Regions from separate parts of the Homo sapiens genome. Here region 1 is linked to region 2. A link is an interaction called in ENCODE POLR2A ChIA-PET data of the cell type or tissue named here. Cell type or tissue: MCF 10A. All regions are shown on one strand.

Region 1 (2,500 bases), 79 kb before region 2:
TAAATTAGTCTATTTATCCAAAATAATAATACTCTTTAGTGGGTGACACATGTATCTCTGTGCTGACTAGACTATTTCTTCCTGCCAAGCATGACCATAACTCCTCTAAATTCATTTTTTTTTAATTCTTGAAAATGTTGAAAGGATGGCATTTTTTCTACCTGAAACTGAACTAAACCTCTGAACTTTCCTCAGTATGATGCTTCAGGCAGCTACTAGCAATTAATCAGTGAAAATCAATTGGCGCTTGCCATGAACCTTAATTTGCCATTTCTGATGTATATGATGTGAATACATTCCTGTGTAGAGGTAGAGAATAATATTTTATAACCTTTCAAAAACACCCCCATAGCCCATTTTATTTGAAAAAGATAAGGTTACACTTCTTTTTGTTGTTGTTGCTCTCCACTCCTTACATATAAACAATGCTAAAGCTTGCAGAAAAAGAACATGTCTACAACTTCAATTTTATCAAAGAGATGGCAAATCCTTCCCTGAGGATCACTTAGATATAACAGTTATTTCTGGAAGTAACAAAAATGCCTGCAGTGGCATGGAATTTTGTAAAGTGGAATTCTAGCCATAGGTAGTGTATTCTTAATGAATATACCACTACATTTTTTTAAATTGAAATGACACCAATTGGACAAAAATCCACAAGGCCTTACAAATGAGGCTACTTAGAAACAGCCATGAGTATCTGACAGGTCAGGAAAGTAAACTGTTTCATACAGACTTTGCTGTTAAAAATACTCCAGTGATGTGTTTTTATAGGCAGGCAAGGGAAAATGTCCATAAATAGCTCTGGGAAGTTTAGCCAAGAGTTTAAGTTGCCAGTAAAAATATTAAATTGACCATCAATAGAAATATTTCAAATTTAGTGAATACTTAAAAAGGCAAAAATAAGAAGAAACTGAATGATAGCAACATTTAAATTTGTAGAATTATTTTCTCTTTGCTATATTCTGTATTTTTCTAATATTTCAGTGTTTCTTTCCCTATTTTCATATCCTATGATTTTCTTCATCCCAAATTATATTTTCATTTATCATTGATTTAAATGCTTTATTTCTTTTTTGTTTGTGAAGGTGGATTTTTTTTAACCTTATTCCAGAAACTTTCCCATCTGAATTTCAAATCATCGTTGCTTAACAGTTCATTTCTTTTCAAGGGATGGGGGGTTACTCTTTAACGAGTATGAGGGGTTGGGAGGGAAAACTTCACCTTTCTGACACTGGAAATTCGAATCAGTAAGATGTCCTTCATCCTGATACACGCTTTCTTGGGTGTTTACTGTCGGCACTCAACCATGAACTATGACTTGGCATCTGTAGTCTCTAATCCTAACTCAGGTTTATGAAGTTTCACAATTTTTTCCCTAGAGAACAGCCAACGCTGAGCTGGCGCAATACCACGGAGCACAGACCTTTGAGGAGCACACTACTGGCATCCATATAAGGAATACAGGACTTGGTCATGGCAGCCCAGGGCAGCAGGAGGAGTGCACTCAGCTCTTCGTAATTCCGTGCAACCATGCAAGTGAGGACGAGGCTGTCCGGCCCCTCCCTGATTGCCTTCTCCCACATAAGTTTGAGAAGGAGGCCTTGGACAGCACATACACTAAAATTTGAACGATGCAGAGAAGATTAACATAGAGTCAGAAAGAAAGAAAGAAAAAGGAAGGAAGGAAGGAAGAAAGAAAGGAAAGAAAGAAAAAGAAAGAAAGAGAAAGAAGAAAGAAAGAAGGAAAGAAAGGAAGGAAGGAAGGAAGGAAGGAAGGAAGGAAGGAAGGAAGGAAAAGAAACATGCTGGTTGGCAATATTTCAGAATGATGGTCTGATTCATGGTGACTTCTAACTTATTAATAAAGAATAAATATTTTCTTGAAAAACCAATTCCATGAACAGTTACTTAACTATATATATATATAATATAGTTTATATTAAAACTATAAATTTTAAAATTGAAAAGCTTCTTAAATCAAAGCCTTAACATGTTTCAACTCTCTCCTCTGATGAATTTAGAAGAGTTACTGTAACTCTTAAGCTATGCCTGAGTTGGAATTCAGAAGTAGGATCAGGGCTTAGCTTGAATCATTTGTCTAGGCTTTTTGATCTGGGGAAGCCATTTCATTTTTATTTCCTTTAGACACAGAAAATGTTTTCCCTTGTGTTAAAGTGGACATTTTTGTCCTCACTAATATTTTTCTTTTCTTTTCTTTTCTTTTTCTTTTTTTGAGACAAAGTCACCCAGGCTGGTGTGCAATGATGTGATCTTGGTTCACTGCAACCTCCACCTCCAGGGTTCAAGCAGTTTTCCTGCCTCAGCCTCCTGAGTAGCTGGGATTACAGGTGCCCGCCACCACACCTGGCTAATTTTTGTATTTTTAGTAGAGACAGGGTTTCACCATGTTGGCCAGGCTGGTCTCAAACTCCTGACCTCAAGTGATCTGCCCACCTCAGCCTCCCAAAGTGCTGGAATTACAGGCGTGAGCCACCAT
Region 2 (2,500 bases):
GTATATTAGGACTAGGGAGTGGGTCTTAAGAAGCAGTACTCGTGATTTAAGGACACAAATGTTTGAGAAATACTGTTTTTGAGCCTTCCTAGATTCCCCCACCTTCCCACACAAGTTCTTTAAGTTGTGTGTTTGTGTTAATATTATGGTGCTGAATTAACCCATTCCTTTTGGTGAATGCATCTTTCACTACAGGCATTTGTTGTTGACACTGATGCAGTCCAGCTTGCTGAATGGCGGTTCTGCATGTGAAATCAACATTTAGATTGATTTTACACGAGTGTTTAATGTTTGTGGAAAGTACTTTTCTTGGATTAGTTAATATTCTTGAATTGAAATGATCTGTTTTTTAATGAATAGCCAAAGAGCTGCTGTTCCTTTAATGGTGCTTATATGACTTACAAAATTCATTTTCAAGTTTCCTAGCAATTTTTATTACTTCCATTTTATTGGGAAAATCTTTTTTTCTCCTTTCATAGGTGTTAACTTTTTAGTCACACTTTCCTAAAGCTCTTTATAAATGGAAAAATAATTTTTTTAAAGTAAACCATGATATTCTTAAAATAACTTGCTTCTACTTTGAATAGATTAAAAACAATGAGTGTCACTTCTAAACCATACCTTTGTGTTTAAATGCATACCGTAAGTAGCCATGGAACAAACATCTTTTGTTATTTTTGATACAAAAATTTCACTTCTAAGTAAAAGACATAAGAAAACACATATCCATAAAAACCTGATTCTGTACCTATTTAAAATAGAACACTTACACATTTTAAAGTGTTTCTACTTTTCGAGTCAGATCTTCAGCAATGCCAGTTGCAGTTTAGCCTGAAGGTGTTTTTGAGGGTTCCTGGTTGAGCATGTGTTTTACATTCCCCCTCTCCACCCTCTTTGTTTATTGGACTGTTTTAGTCATCATAAAGTGCTTCAATCTTTACTAAAGCAAATGCCGTAAAGGATCTGCCTTACAGGCAATTATTTCTCCATGAGTAAGGTGAGGTAGCAGTACTACGGAAGTGAAGTCAGCTGGGAGTACAGCTCATCTCCTTGTATGGAAAGTAATTTTGCAGGAAGAATTACTTTGTACGCCACCCATTAACAGTTAGGCATTCCAGAAGATGCTCCTTTTGGAATGGTCATAAAGGTGTGTTTTCTTCTTTTGATGAACTATAAGTAGCCCTGGAAGATTTGGCACTCCTTCATTCTTGCGTAGTATATGGGCCGTCTTTAATAGTATATTGTCTATTTTTAATCATGGAGGAATAGAATGGCTAATTGAGACAAGTAGCTGTGTTAGCAGCTGTGAACCGGGCCTATCTATGTCAGTCTGGAATACTTTGTCCCTGGTTCTGGAACTTTACAGGGTGTGGGAATGCTTGATGAATTATCTTAGGTTACACAACATGCAGTTCTTTGGAATGCATATACATGTATATTATACATACTTTGGATAGACACTTGTATTTGAATACTGAGTAGTATATAAATGATGAAGTCATTTTAGAGTTTGACTGTCAGGCAGTTAACATTTGTTGCTTTGTGGTTTTGTCATAATATGATCCTTACTAATTAGGTGCAGAATATTCAGAATATTGAGTAGTATCTGGTTACATCTCTTTTATGACATATATATAAATATAAAAATATTTATCTAAAACTTAAGGTTTAATGATATTTATACAATATTAAAACAGTATAGGAATATACAAAAATACAAGGCCTGGCACAGTGGCTCACACCTATAATCCCAGCATTTTGGAAGGCCAAAGTGGAAGAATTGCTTGAGCCCAGGAGTTCAAGACCAGCCTGGGCAACATAGGGAAGGCCCCATCTCTACAAAATTTAAAAAATAAAATAAAATAAAATTTCCTCAGCCTCTTCCAGCCTTCCTGCTTCCCATATGTAATCTTTCCAGCACTTTTGTCTTCATTTGGTTGCTCTAATATGCTCCAACTTCCCCCACAAATACATGTTGTTCTGCAGCTTTCTTTTTTTTCTTTAATATATATCATGGGTATGTGTCCAGGTCAGTACGTATAGACATTTATCATATTGATGTAACATATTTATGCATCAGAATTTCTACTGATATTGTAATTATTTTTTATATCCAGAAATTTTTAAATGAATGTTTTTGTGGGTTTTTTTTTGCCTAATATATATTTTTATGTGGCTATAAATAAAAAATCAAATATGAACTGTGGGGGGTATAATCTTATTGAGTGTAATAATTTGTATGCAAATTTTAGTTAAAATTAATAAACAATTTCAAAATAATGTAAACATTTTTGTCAACAATGACTAAAATATTATAAACTCTTTATGAATGTTTTCTATATACTTGTTTCTGTATAAAATAATATCTAATGATTTTAGATTGCATTATAAATATTTTAACCCTTGATATCTGCTGCAAATGTGCTTTCTATTCAGTTCTTCTCAAAATTAAAATAAAAATAAGCTTATTAAAGACTTATAAGTAAAATAACTAGAATTA

The links. Peaks named below come from ENCODE experiments on the same cell type or tissue, not always from the same donor. Only the 100,000 strongest peaks of a DNase experiment are listed, where the experiment ranks them.
Region 1: POLR2A ChIA-PET joins it to region 2 with 10 read pairs; 3 of 35 experiments call an interaction of 5 or more read pairs at or near these places.

The regions. Positions count from the first base shown.
Region 1 is chr4:94,409,418-94,411,917 of GRCh38, forward strand. No RefSeq gene overlaps it. Among named protein-coding and RNA genes, the nearest start is that of PDLIM5, 41 kb to the right of the region's middle. In MCF 10A, no CTCF peak of the experiment used is centred here; a DNase peak (open chromatin) is centred at 1,434.
Region 2 is chr4:94,487,924-94,490,423 of GRCh38, forward strand. All of the region lies in intron 2 of PDLIM5 (PDZ and LIM domain 5), which reads left to right. Among named protein-coding and RNA genes, the nearest start is that of PDLIM5, 37 kb to the left of the region's middle. In MCF 10A, no CTCF peak of the experiment used is centred here; a DNase peak (open chromatin) is centred at 948.